Regions from separate parts of the Mus musculus genome. Here region 1 is linked to region 2. The links are chromatin contacts, found by Hi-C in ENCODE. All regions are on one chromosome and are shown on one strand. The core of a region is the stretch at or near the end of the contact, and the rest is flanking DNA. Distances in the headings are between cores, read along the strand shown.

Region 1 (3,740 bases), core at 955-3,454, 270 kb after region 2:
TAACAAAAGCCAGCTTTATGCACTTTCTAGAATAACTTCACATCTGACACCTAGCCCATGCAAGAGAAGGACCGGGAAGAGCTGGTCTTCATTCCATCCTTGTATAGCAGAGGCCAAGGCTGGAATTCAAAGCCTGCCAAGCAAGCTCTCGGCCTCTGTTCTAGTGACCAGTGAGCTCCTAAGAAAGAAGCTCTCATCTGCCTTCCCAGGGAGAGTGTCTCTGTGGGCTGAGGGAGAGCTCAGCGGTGGAGCTTGCCCAGGAGTTTGCAAGGCCTCAAGTTTGATCTCTGGCCCCACCAAAAGAATAAATGAAAGTCTGTATCTATGTGAGCCCTTTCCCTGGGGTTTCAGGATTCCAAGTGCTGTGTGACCTAAGTTTTAGCTTTTCCTTTGTATCAAGGTTGATGGAACAGTATCTGTCTCACCTGGGATGGTGGTATCTGCTTCTCAACGCAGCTTTGGTTGAGACGTAGGGCACAAGTTTACCCCCAGCACACCAAGGGCTCTACCCAGCATTGTCTGGTATGGGCTATCTGGTATACCTCCCTCCATTCCTGCTATGATAATGGAATGGAATTACAGATTGTTATAAGCCACCATGTGGGTGCTGGGAAAAAAACCCAGGTCCTCTAAAAAGCACCCAGTGTTCCTAGTGCTCTCCCCAGCCCCTTGAGGCCCAATGTCCTCGGGGTTGCTTCTCTAGTCTTGATCCACCATGTCCGTGCCTCTTGTTTGATTTGGAGTCACACTTTCCCTGAACTCATGCTTTTTATAATCCCATGTTTTTATACAGTCTAAGAAACAAACATCTGGCTTCTACTGGATTCGTGTGTGTGTGTGTGTGTGTGTGTGCGTGTGTGTGTGTGTGTGTGTGTGCTCGTGCATGCACACACGTGTACACACAGGGTAGGTGGGGGTTGTTTTAAATGCACATGTGCAAGCCAGAGAACTCTTAGGAATCCATCCTCCGGAAAGCCATCTACCTACTTTAAAACAAAGTCTCTACGTTACCCGGAGCTCCTTAAGTAAGTTAGTCTGCTGGCCAGCCAGACTCAGGCCTCCCCTCCCCTCCCTGGAGCAGGACATTAAGTGCACATTAACAACCAGTGTTTCCACCCAGGTTCTGAGGACCAAACTCAGGTCTTTATACTTACAGGGCAAGAGTTTTACCAAACGAGCCGCCCTGCCCCTGTCATTCCACCATTTGAGTTGCGCTTTCCCATCTGTTTTCTCTCGTCTACCCATTACACACCCGTTATCAGATAATGCAGGTGGCTTCTGTTCTCAGCTCTTTCAAAATCCTCTTAAGAAGGGAAAGCCAGGGAACCCCTGAGTCTCTCTGCACCCCTGGGAGCCCCACCTTGCATCCACCCTGTCTCTAGGAGGGCTCTAAGTTCTCCTTTCTGTGAAATTCCCCCAAGTCTTACAGAAATCCTGTAACGACAAGTGAATAAATTAGCAAACAAATAAGACAGCCTGGATAAAAGTCGGAGGATTCCACCACTCAATATAAAATAAGACCACAGAAATGAAGGCATACTGAGACCAAGGCTGAGTGCTGAGGTTTGTTTTTCTCTCAAGAGAGACCAGGCTGTTACCAATGGTTAAGGCATCGGAGCCAAGGGGCAAGGGACCATGACCTCTAGCTGAGCCTCAGCTCAGTACAGCAGATTTATGACTGTGGGCACAGACACAACCTTTTTCCCCATTACAAAGATGCATTCTGTGGGGTGGCTAAAAGTCCACAAAACCGTTTCATCGTTTATGGTTACGAAGCAGCATAAGCTACTCCTTAATAGATTATCCTGATTTCCCAAACAAACACCAGAAAAATGGGACTTAGGTCTATTGTAGATCCTAGTTTGGAATCAGTAGGGAGCCCCAATAGTATTTGACATTGTGACCTCATGTAGAAGCCACTTGTGCATCTCTGAGCCTCATCAAAAAGAACTAGCAATACAGAAAGTCCCCGGATAAGGGGTCCAATCCTAAAACTACCACCACCGAGAGCTGTCATCTGTCCCTCTCCATGGTCATGGGGCAGTATCCTGTGCCAGCTCCTGCCAAGTGTGTATTAGTAAGTTCTGAACTGTGTTAGCAGCTTCGTGGTTTTCTGTAGCCTTTTGCAGCCTAGAAAACAGTTTCCAGCAAGAAGCCCCTGCTGTTCGATCCATTACGTGTGAAAACAGATAAGCCTGCGCATGTCCGCTGGGGGCTGGCAAGGGGAGGGAACTTAAACAAGAGCTAATTTGGCCTGTGGGGACTAGCTGAGGAAGGGCAAGCTGCTCTGGCTGGGAGCGAGGGGCTGGCAGAGGAGTCTGCCGCATACCGTGGCCACTTAAGGCTGGAGCACATGAAGGTCTGTTGTCCGCGGTTTGAAGAACGTTCTGCAAAGGGCTGGTTTACAGAAGGGGAAATTTTGATCTCACAGCACAGATCCGGTTTCCTGAGAACCATCTGCTTGTTTTTCTCCTTCCCAAAGAGCCCACAATCTCTTGTGGGAAAAATTCAGAATGTTATTGGCTTTCCGAGGAGAGGGGATTGGAAATGCCAGATAAATAGAGACTGCAAGCGACAGGGTTTCATTGTGTTCCCCTCGGGCTGTTGGGGAGAGCCACATGGTGAAGCCGTGAGACTGTGGATAGAAATGCAGAAACAGAACTGTGGGCTGGGGACAAAGCAACAGGGGCTCTGCTGTTTAGCCAGACCACACTCACGTTCCCTGTCACGTGAGGGGCAGGCAGCATGGACCGCGTGTGTCTTGCAAAACTACATGAGGATCCAAGGAGAACAGGGATATATAAGAATCTTGGGACTCAGCCGGGCAGGTGCACTCGCGTCTGCTATGGAGATGTCACTTAAACCCAGCCAAAGCTAAGCTGTTCATCTGCCCACGTTTAAAGCAAATCTTAACTGAATTCTGTACTGGAATGCTTTTGTCTGCCTGTGGCAGGAACCCAGTTTAAAATGCCTCACTCAAACTAAGGACAAGAGCCTTTAATTCACCCAACCAATCAATTGATGGTGCTTTACTGAGAGCCTGCCTGGTGCCAGGAGGTGTTCTAGAAGTTTCTATATTCATTAGCAAAGAAGACGAGCCCACACGTTCTAAGGGTGCTGATGAGTGGGTATAGCCACACAGATGTAAATATGAGTCTGTCAGGTAATGGTAAGGTGTTCTAGAGAGACGAAGCAAAGCCAAGGGTTGGAGTGGCAAGAGGGTTCCATGTTAGGCAGACATGGTCTCAATGGCTCACCTGAAGCCTATGTGGCAAATGGGAGCCAGCCATACTGCCACTTGTGGGAGACCATGGCTGAGAGACAGAATGGCATGTGCAAAGGTCCTGAGGCAGGAGCTAAGAGGCCAGTGGGGATGGAGCGAGCTGACAGGATGCAGAATTAGGAGAGTTGCTCAGAGGGGAGCAGCCAGGTGCTGAGGATTGGGGTACTGCTCTTGCAGTGTCTTTAGGGTTCTGAGGAGAGTAGCTGTCTCCTGTGACTTCAGGTTTTCAAGCCTGACTTGGCAGAGGCAGAGAGACCCCTATGCAGGTTACTATGGGGTTTGAGTGGGAGGATTAGGAGGGTGAGGTCAGATGTAGGGAGAGCTTGGGGTCAGAGGTGGTGCTGGCCTGATTAGCCTGTGGATGAGATGCAGGGGTGGGGCTCAAGCATGACATGAGTGGAGGCGGTAAGATCAAAGCTCTGTTCTCCCGTGTCTATTGGTATTCTACTCTGACTTC
Region 2 (3,514 bases), core at 580-3,079:
TTATGATGCTTCCTCTAGACCTTTGAACCTGCTTATCAAAAACAAATGGACAACTGAAAACTAGTAATGTAATAATAATAATAATTGGAACAAGAATGTACAATTTTCTATATCCTTGTGCAATATAAATGCAGTTCACTCCCATACAAAGCAAATGCACAGTGCCCACATATGATGCATGCACACTCAGTCAGATGACTCAGCAGGATCACAGACTCAGCAATCCATGAGGGCTCCACCAAGGTGCTGTCCATCAATGCTTCACCTGGCAGGGTGCTGGCAGGTGCCAGTCACTGGCATGTGGTCCTAATACATCCCCTTGCAGGCTTCCTGTCTTCTTCTCAGGCCCCAGGTCTGATCCTCACCCATAAGCTCACTGAGATGTGATCCTGGTTCAACTCCACCAGAGCTTGCTGGTCTACCTTAGTGCCGGATGGTACGTGCCCTTCATCTTTCTTATAAAGCTACAGCCTTAGCCACACCGATTGTAGCTCAGCCCAGTTCCTCCCTCATCCCGGCTACCACAGTCTCTTCACAAACTCCACCCAGTTTCTGGGAACCAAGACTTTTAAACTTGAACCAACCTACAGTTAGGATTCAAGGGTCCTTAAAACAGGGTGAAAAAGCCCTTTAATCTTTATTCTCATTAATCTCCAATGGAAATGTCCTATTTCCCTTCAGTGATGGATGCAGACGTGTAACCATAGCTACTTGCATATTATATGGCAATTTTTGTAGACATATTAGAATATTCTCTTCATACCCACCACTTCTCTGAGCTTGGTGATTAAAAAATGGTCCTCCAGACCTTGTTGTATAGCACATAAATAAGAATGGAAATGAACACATTATGATTTATTTTTAAATATTGTTTATTCACTATAAAATTCAGGTAGGCCTACTTTAGGCTTCTACTAGTGCTGTGATTACAGGTGCCATCACATTGGCACTGAAAATATTTTGATAACTTTATTTCAATAAGGCCAGTTTATACTATAGTCCTATGCATTTTATAATATGCATTTATAAGTTACACTGAGATGATCTTTGTATGTGGCACACAGCCTGCCTGTTAACTGCTCTACATGGTAAGGAACTATTTTGTTCCCTGCTAAATTCACCTGTTTCTTCCCTTTATCTCCAAGTTTTTCTTCTTCCATCCTCTTCAAATATGCAAAAGTATCCCTGGGCCAGATAAAGGCCCTATATGGGCTTTAGTAGAGCCAAGTAATTGTTCTGATCCTTCTCTGTCTCTCTCTTTAGCTCTCAGAAAAAGTCTAGAACCTTCTTTTAGCTTGACCTAAACTACACGGTACTCTTAATGCTTTTTCTTCTACCTAAGTCACATCCACAAGGCACACACATCTAGTTACACCCTAACATCAGGCAACCCTTGAGGCCTCTTCGTGTGTCAGTGAAACCTCTTCATCTCCCACGGGATGCTCAGCCCAGGAAGGTAAAGTAAAGCCAGGGCCATGCAAAGCTCAAAGACAAGCTTGAAATAAAATACAATAGGTACCCAGGATATAACAAAGTCTTCCATTGCCCCCAGTCACAAGGATGCATAAGGAAGCCTTAAAACCGTCATCAATAAGTAAAAGATTGGCACAAAGTCAGAAATCTATAACCTAGTCTTTCCTGTGAAGACCAACTTGGCCTGCTCCCTCACCCAGCAGCCTCTGGATGACAAGCCCCTGTATGGTAGAAACATCAAAGTTATAAGACTTACTTAGAGAGAGAAAGAGAGATGCCACACACAGGATGCATGCCATCTGGACCGGCACAGCTTTTTCGGGCAGCGTCACTGAACTTGCTCAGAGGCTGAGTGACAAAATTCAGTGCTGCCACAGCAAAGGTAAAGAGGAAGCTATGGTGTGGTTTTCAGCCCACTGAGAGACCTTTGCAGAAAGCAAAGGTGGCTGCATTTACAGTCACTTAGACTTGGGTATGAAGTAAGGAGTTATCTTCACGGTGAAGGAAACCCATACAGATGAAGGAGACCCTGGGGCTCCTCCTGCCTAAAGAGGAAGGAATTTCAGAAATCTGAGTGAATGAAAAAATCGAGAAATGTTCTGCTCCCTTCTTGAGGGAGGAAGCATGAGAGGAGCCCCTGGAATCCATGAACTCGGGGGGCCCCATGAGGTATAAAAATGGGAGGTCCCAGAGGCAGGCTGTCTGAAGTGTGGGGTGTAGTCTGTTATCAGCTGTGTGATACCACCACCCCCAGGATTGCAAAAAAAAAAATGTCATTGGTTTAAGCACTTAGAACAGTATTTGGTCCACAGTAGTGTTCAATGGCTATCACCTCCCATCATCACCACCAGCAGACTCTGAGTTGATGTTTATCTTCCCAGGGTGGGTCTGGAGATCAAGGATAGCAGAAGTGTGCCTCCATGCAGCTACTGGCACTGAACCCGGGGTAACTGAGTGGTCGAGACCTAGAAGACAAAATCACATCCCTGAGGACACTGCCTCAGACTCTGCGATCTGGTACAGCACAGACCTAGGCAGATTAGGAATAATTTAGTCTGTTTCAGGGCACAGTAACAGGCAGATTCTTGCTTGTTCTGTCCATCCATCTATCCATCTACCATTCATCCATTTATCCATGCATTCATCCATTCACCATCCATCCATTCACCCACCCACTCCATCCACCCAAATATCCATCCATCCATTCACCCACCCACCCCAGCCATCTATCCATCCATCCATCCATCCATCCATCCATCCCATTCATACATACATACATACATACATACATACATACATACATACATACAGTCTTTTTTTTTTTGTCGTCCCATGTCTGGTGTTGTGGTACAACTTGCACATATACAAAGATATTCATAACCTTTCCTTTATCCTCAGGAAATGCCTTTTTAATCAGATGACCACCAATACAATGTGTTTACATACTATGGGACATATAAAGGCAGAGAAAGAAGTTGGTGCACAGGAGGGGAGGTCAGGATGGATTGTACTGGGCCAAAGAGACAACTAGAGGGAAAAAAAAAAGAAGCGCATCAGGCACAGTTGGGAAATACTCTAGCCTAGTAGATAGGGGTTGCTGACTGTCTCTTCCTGTTGATGACACTTGGGGCTGGTATGAAGAAAGAGAGTCTAGAGCTTGTCTGGAACAGATCTTAGTGGGCTGTAAAAGCCAGCCTGGCTTTAATTTTGAAGAACAGAGGAACTATCAGGGGAGTTTTAGCAGAAACACAGCATGCCCCCCCCCCCTGGAAACAAAGTTTCATATGATTAACTGGATTCATATTATTATTGGAAAGTGGGGGAGGTAGTCAAGGCTGTAAAGAAAAGGTCACAGGCTTTTGCAGCTGTTTGTTTCACCAATGATGAGTTCCTGAATTAGGCCATCTAAAAGAATGGCAGGACGGAGAGATGAAACATCAGGTCCTTGCAGGCACCTCTGCAAGACAAGATACCAAATGTCAGAGAGCCTCATGGTAAAGTGCAGTCTCTCCTCTCTGTTCAAGACAGTGGGACCTGATGG

The links. Hi-C counts contacts between places; a loop is a spot of excess contacts on that map.
Region 1: a map of T-helper 17 cell shows a loop between it and region 2 (3-fold over the local background). The contact joins the enhancer-like site here to the promoter of Cd101 in region 2. A Hi-C loop is called at or near these places in 2 of 37 maps with a recorded cell type or tissue (T-helper 17 cell and regulatory T cell).

The regions. Positions count from the first base shown.
Region 1 is chr3:101,298,152-101,301,891 of GRCm38, forward strand. No RefSeq gene overlaps it. Among named protein-coding and RNA genes, the nearest start is that of Gm32803, 3.4 kb to the left of the region's middle. Within about 2 kb of position 2,205, at least 1 of the 3 ENCODE cell types and tissues checked has a DNase peak (open chromatin) inside an H3K27ac peak, as active enhancers do.
Region 2 is chr3:101,027,724-101,031,237 of GRCm38, forward strand. Cd101 (CD101 antigen) reads right to left here and starts at 1,830. Exons shown (of 9, transcript NM_001167906.2): 1 at 1,730-1,830. The coding sequence starts at 1,772.